Regions from separate parts of the Homo sapiens genome. Here region 2 is linked to region 1. The links are chromatin contacts, found by Hi-C or POLR2A ChIA-PET in ENCODE. All regions are on one chromosome and are shown on one strand. The core of a region is the stretch at or near the end of the contact, and the rest is flanking DNA. Distances in the headings are between cores, read along the strand shown.

Region 1 (3,250 bases), core at 541-3,040:
CCCTAAAGTGACAAACAAGGCCCTAGGGGACCTGGCCTTACCTTGTCCTCTGACTTCTTCTCCCCGGAACTGTGTCCTGCTCACTCCACTACTACCCCTCGACTCCTTGCTGGTCCCTAAGCAAGCTGCTCCCTGCCTCAGAGCACTGGCTGGTGCTGCTCACTCTTCCTGGAAGGCCCTCCTGGATATTGTCACCTGGCCCTCCCCTTCACCACATTCAAGCCTCTGTTCAAATGTCACCTCCTCAGAGAGGCTCTTGCTGAGCATCCTAAGATAGAACTCTCCACCCTTTGTCACTTTTCCTTATTTTTTGCGTGGAAGGCAATTATATTTATTATGTATTACATGTTTGTGTATTTGCTGGCTTCCTTCTTGTTCATCTTCCCCACTAAAGTGTGAGCTCCAGGAGGACAGGGGTTTTGTCTGCTTTGTTCACTCTACATTCTTAGCCCACAGAACAGCCCACAGAACAGCACATAGCACACACTGAGCACACAATAAATGTGCTGAATGGATGTTCGACTAATGAACAACAATCTCTAAAGCGAATTCGCAAGGAGTCTGACATGCAATGGCTCAGCACAACAGCTTTGCAAAGGGGCATCCCCATTTTACAGAGGAGCAAGCCTGGACTTGGAGTAGCTGAGTAACTTGGCCACAGGCAGAGCCCGAGCTTACTGGATTGTAGGCCGTGACCACAGACCAGCTCTTCTTACCCAACTGGGGGACCCTTTCAGAGAGGAACAATCTAGGCCCTCCCTCCACCTTCTCCTAGTTTCAGTAGGGAGATGAGAAGACAATGTGGGGAATAAAGAAGTCCAGCGAGGAGCGCTGGGAGGAGAGGAGGAGGAGGAGCCCCAAGGAGCCGGCTGCTGGAGGAGAGGGCGTCTGTCTTGGCTCCTTGCCGAGGCCTGAGGAGAGAGGCTGTCCTTTGAGTAAGAATTACATGCCCTACATCCCAAGCTAAAGGGCACCTTGGATCCCAAAGCCCACTTCTACCTTCAGGGGATGAGCAGAGATTTGCCTCAGGATGGGAGGGCCCTTCCTAAGGAAGCCCTGACCCTCTGGAAACTTCTCCCTCTCCACCTCCCCACCACCCACTGCAAGCTGCTGGGAATTCCCCACTTCCTGGTAGGAACTATAGAGCCCCAGGGGGAGTTTCCTCAGCCCTGGAATTCAGGACACTTTCCTGCTTTTATGATACTGTCTTCACCCTCTGCATACCAACCCCTCCCCAATACAAATTGGTGGCAAGTAGGTGGAGGAAGGAGGGTCCACTGGAGAACCCCCCCTTACCACCCAGCCCAGGAGCAAACAATTTCTCCCCAGGGCTCAGAAGCTGCCTGTGAGCTTCTTGTTTGGGGCTCACACTGAGTTCCCCCTGTCCTTTATTTGAGATGAGTGACTCGTGACACCACAACTGCTGAATCTACAGCCTCCAAAACCATGCTGGGGTCCAATCTCTAGCCCGGGCAGGAGGCATTCTGCTGGTGCATCTCAGTGTGCCCCCACGCTGTCCCGGTAAGTCACTCCAGCCTGGTCCCTGGAGTTCTTGGCCCTGTCTCTGCTTGCTGGAAGTGCCCCTTCCCTGTCCGTTTCCTGGCAGCGTGTAGGAAAGAATGATGGACAACAGGCCAAAGCTGGGAGGTCTTGTTCGGTCAGCCAGCCTCAGGGAGCCCAGCTGGGATGAGCATCAGCTTGCTGGCATCTGGGGTCTAGACAGCAGTCACATGAGTTGTGTGCACTTGTCTAGTCTGAGACACATCCCAGGCCAACTGTTTGCTCATGTGTCCCCAGAGCACCTGCTACTTCCGGGAAGCTCTCTTGTAACTCATTTCAGAAAACACCCAATCTGCCAAGGCTTCGCTACAAGGCACTGGAAGAGAGAAGAATAAAAGAATGGAGAAGACAGAGCTCCTGCCTTCCAGGAGTCTAGAGGCCCATCCTAACAATCATCACTGTGGTTTAAGATGTGCCAGCCTCTGGAATGAGGTGTGGGGACTCAGCGATAAGTAAAACATTTCTCTGAACTTCAGAAATTTAGATTGTAGCTGGGGAGAGAGACATATAAACTGGTAATTCTACTACATGGTGGAATTACCTGAAAAGCCAGGCAGCTCCTCCCTCCAGCCTCAGCTGAGATGTCATCTTCCCACAGGAAGTCTTCCCTGACCCTCGTCTGGGTAGACGTCCTTCAAGCATCACAGCATATACCACTAAGCTGTGCCATTGCCTGGCAGCCTAGCAGAAACTCCCATTCCCCCATCACCAAAACATGAACACTCTGAAGGCAGGGACTGGCCTTCTGTCTTTGTGTCCTCAGCGTCTCACACAACTAAACATATTTATAGATAAGTGTTACATGAACGATTTCTAAACAGTTGACTGCAATACAAGGCTGACAATATATGCTAAATAGAGATTTGACAACATGCTGGCTTTGTTGTAGAGAAAGGGCTGATTAATTTTGAACTATGAGGATAAAAAAGGCACCAAAGAGAAGGTGTGATTGCGGCTAAGCCCTATGGGATGCACAGGCTCTTGCCAGCCAGAGAAACAGGAGGAGAGCATGAGTCAGGAAAGTACATGCTTTGTTACAGCTAACATACAAAAGCCCACAGGGACTGGCGCATAGGACATGGAGGGAGGAGATGTAGGTGGTCAGGCGAGGAGGAGTCTTGGTATCGTGCTAAGCAAGGAGTGTCGTCTTTGTTCTGTAGACACAGAGACCCTCTGAGAAGTTTCCATGACAGGAGTCATCTAAACTGACCCGCATTTTGCAGAGGCTCTGCTGACGGCTGTGGGAAGGGTGTATTTTGGAGAGTTTATTTCTAGGAGTGTCCTCTCTTTGTCCTCTCTCCCCTGGAAGGGGGAGCTGGGGAAAGTTGGAGGGAAAGGGTGGAGCAGATAAATCAGTTAAGAAGCAATGTAATGTTAGGAGACTGGTGGCAATAACATGAATCAGAACAGGTACAGTGGGAATAAATAGAAAGAGGCAGAGTTGGTGACATGAGAGTGAGACTGAATTATCTACACAGAGTGGCTGGGAGGACATGAGAGAGGAGCAGGCTCCAGGAGTGGGGGAAGGGGAGGAGGCGTTCCATTCTGGGCTGCCATCAGCATGGGAGTAGAGGACGAATCTTAGATTTTCTCAATCCTGATTCATCTTGATAACAAGCTATGTGAGGACTTTGAGGAACCCATTTTGTTCAAAGCTTACACAAGTGACAAAATCTCTTCCTATTATGGA
Region 2 (3,363 bases), core at 560-3,059, 36 kb before region 1:
GGGTTTGGGAGTGCAGACCCTCCCCCAACCTCAGGTGCATACCTATATTTCAAAGGCCCATCTTCAGTCAGAGCTCGCCCTGTAGCCTCTCTGTCTGTGCCCTCCCCTCCCTTGCTCTCTCCCACTAGTCCCTTCCCTCTTGGGAATGTCAAAGTGCAAGATGCAGAAACCTGGGCGAACAACACAGCCTAAAGACCGGCTCTGGCTGGCGGCCCAGGAGGTTCTCCCACCCCACTCCACTCCGGGGAGTCAAAGGCCAGGTCAGGAGAAGGTCAGGGCTGAGGGGCTCCCTCAGTCGACTGGTGAGGCCAGCTCAGTGCAGGAGGCTGGGGAGAGGCTGGAGAGTGGAGGACGGACGGATGCTGGCTCATGGATGGACGGGGGCAGGCTGTTCAGCAGGCAGGTACAGTGTTCACAGTGCAATGGCTTCCTTCATGAGGGGAGCCTCTGCTTGGCCTCCTGGAGAAGCTCTGGCAGGTGCTGGAAGGAGGAGGGGCAGAGGCCAGTGCTTGATCCCCCTCTTGGCATCACTGGCAGGTCAGGCAGGTCCTGAGGGCAGGGCTGGCCTCCCCTCTGCGCCTGGCAACCAGCACAGGGCACTTAGGTGAGCCGAGGGTGTAGACCCTTCAGGCTGTCAGTGCAGACCAGCAGGTCCAGAGGCCTCCTCTTCCCGTCTCTCAGGCTGCACACCTTTACGGGAAATCAGGCCGACGCTGTCCCGCCCCACGAACTTCAGGCTCCTCTCTCTGGAGACAGGTCCATGCCTGTCCAGGCTGGGATACCTTGGCACCAGGCAGGCCCTCTGGGTGCAGGGTTCTTTCACTCCTCAGCGTCCACCCTGCTTTCCCACAAACCACAGGCCGGTGGGTCCCTGGCCTGGGTTCCGGCATGGAAGGGAGTGAGAGGAGGGTGCAGCCCCTGAGGGAAGAGGGTCCTGAGCCGGGCTCACCAGCCTTCCTCAAGCACATGGGAGCCTCCAGGGCTCACAATAAATAGTGGCAGCATGGGGAGCATCCTCTGGCCTCTCTCATTCAGTCAAGGGTCTGCGGGTTGAGACAGAGGGGCCCCAGCCTGGCTGCTCTGGTCCAGTCCTGGCAGGCAGGAGCTCTGGTGGAGGGCAGACCACATTCCAGGAGGATGGCCAGGGAGGGGTGGTGGTGGACGCCCCATAATGTCTCCTCCCACGGAGAGACTGTTCTGTGCGTCCAGCTGTGGGAGAGAAGGAAAGGCTAGTCAGCAGAGTGGGAATGCGGGGAGGGTCGTTGAGGACATGGATTGGGAGGTGTGGCATTCCTGTGGGCTGCTGGCGGTGCTGCAGGCAGGACTTCCTTTCCTCCCTTCCCTGGCCTTTCCAGACACCACAGAGAGACCAGGCAGCTTTCTCTGGCACCAGCCCAGGCCTCTGGCCCAACTGGCCTCACCTCCTACCTCCTCCTGGGGAATCAGGGCCTCAGTGGAAGATAACGGGGCCCGGGAGAGGTCTGGGCAGGGCTGGGAAGAGGGGTTACTGCTCAAGCAGAGGGCTCTGACAAGGAGCGAAGCGGGCACTTGAATGTCTTTGGACCCCTCCTCAGGCGAGGTCATCTCATTGGCCTTGGTCCAGTGAACAAAGGGTGATTCCTGCTAACACTAGCAAAGAAGAATCTTTCATTTCATCAGAGGGGCATCACATATGATGTTCAAGACAGTAGGGCAGAGCTAGCTGAAGAGGAACAACTTGGGCCAGAGAGGAAAAGTCTAGAGGCAGTGCCAGGACAAGGAAATTCCCACACTGTCATTTGGCACGCGACCCCTAAGCAACCCAGCCCCTCCTGGATGGGCCGAGGGCCTTGCCTCCCGCATCATCCATGGGAGTCAGGGCCTTGTCCTCTCGCCTTCCACCCCCATCCTTGTCCTCTTGCCCAGCATCCTCAGGACGCTTTGTTCCCAGAGCAGAAATCCCCTGGACCCCATCCAACAGTTTGACTTTGGACCTTGTGTGGAGCCTCCCTCCCTAACATCCATAGGCCCTACTGGGTAAGGAGGGAAGATGGAACCACAGCCTCTGGCTCCCTGCCCATTCCCATGCTCTAGAGGGAAAGAAGGGGAACCATAAACTGGACATGAGCCATGCTGGGTACAGCCAGGCCACAGGCCCAGCTAGGGCCCAGGAGGGGAGAAGGACCCAGTGAGCGAGTTCCAGCCTGCTGCCCCATCTTCTAGCTGCTTAGGGCTGAGGTGCTGGTGTCTGCATTTTCTGTGGCTCTGAGTCCCTATCTCAGTCTCTGCCTCTATGTTTCTCTCTCTCACTTCTCAAATCACAGCAGCAGTCACTCTAGGGGCTGGCACTCAATCTCTCCAAGGCCACTGGTGCCTGGCCTGGAGACCACCTTAGGGCTGGACCTGCCGGGCCAAGTGGGATCTGGATGTAGCCCCTGCCCTGGATTCCCTCTCCAAGTGAAATCTTGAGGGGGAAGAGGAAAGCTTGGGACGGGCCTGAGAATAAGCAAGTGGGGAAAGGAGGGTGGGCGTGTAGAGGGGTGGGACAGAGGGCCAAGACCACGGCGAGGGGTTTGGGGACAGACGACCCGTGGGAAGGGTGTTGTGGCACTGAGCCACCAGCAACCAGTTCTGAGGAGGCCTGGGTCATTTCACAGTCTTGCCAGTGCCCCAGCTGACCCACTCACCCATCTTAGCCCACCCCACTGACAAGGTAGACCCCAGGATTCCAGATATGTTGTTACTGCTGGTTCTTGTCTAAATAGGTTCCCCTGGTTTTGAGCATTTGCCAAATTCCCTATCTCTCTAGAAGGGGCCCAGACCTGTCACTCCACACATGGGAGAGCCCTGCGGCACTGGCTTGCACTTGGTAAAGGATGTGACTGGAAACTTGACTGGGTCACCCCAGCTAGTCAGCCAACCAGCCAATTAGTCAGGCAATCAGCTAGTCAGTTGCTCAATGGGCTCCCCAAGCAACAGCTGGTCAGTTAGGCAGTTACCAAGATAGTTGGTTGGTTAGTCATTCACCCAGCCAGCTGGTCAGCCAGTCAGTCAGAGTCAGTCAGTTAGCTGGTTAACTGGTCAGCTAGAGGCTGGTCAGTTAGAGACAGCTGGCCAGGGTCAGTCCGTGAGTCAGCCCTGAAGCCAGTCAGTCAACATTTATTGCATGTTTGGCAAATGTGGAGAGGCCCTCTCTTAGTAGAACCCAGGATGGAAAAAGAAACACAAAAAAAAGTGGAAGACAGTCCCTGCCCTCAAGGGGCTTACAATCTTAGGGATGTGGAATGTACAATACATATAAAATAAGATTTTAAAAAATATGAAAACAACATCCAAATAAGTGCAAATTGATATACTATTAGCCAAATACAAAAGAGCAGGAGG

Evidence for each region. A loop is a pair of places that touch in the nucleus more often than their neighbours do. ChIA-PET counts read pairs that join two places held with the same protein, here RNA polymerase II (POLR2A). Pooled maps may share reads with other maps.
Region 2: a map of ascending aorta shows a loop between it and region 1 (2.3-fold over the local background). The contact joins two enhancer-like sites. A Hi-C loop is called at or near these places in 1 of 168 maps with a recorded cell type or tissue (ascending aorta) and 9 of 50 pooled maps. POLR2A ChIA-PET finds 5 or more read pairs at or near these places in 7 of 52 experiments (A549, BJ, K562 and 3 more).

What each region holds. Positions count from the first base shown.
Region 1 is chr1:109,890,576-109,893,825 of GRCh38, reverse strand. All of the region lies in intron 4 of LINC01768 (long intergenic non-protein coding RNA 1768), which reads right to left. Among named protein-coding and RNA genes, the nearest start is that of CSF1, 19 kb to the left of the region's middle. Within about 2 kb of position 1,790, at least 5 of the 41 ENCODE cell types and tissues checked have a DNase peak (open chromatin) inside an H3K27ac peak, as active enhancers do.
Region 2 is chr1:109,926,698-109,930,060 of GRCh38, reverse strand. It overlaps CSF1 (colony stimulating factor 1), which reads right to left. Exons shown (of 9, transcript NM_000757.6): 9 at 1-1,209. Among named protein-coding and RNA genes, the nearest start is that of CSF1, 18 kb to the right of the region's middle. Within about 2 kb of position 1,809, at least 25 of the 41 ENCODE cell types and tissues checked have a DNase peak (open chromatin) inside an H3K27ac peak, as active enhancers do.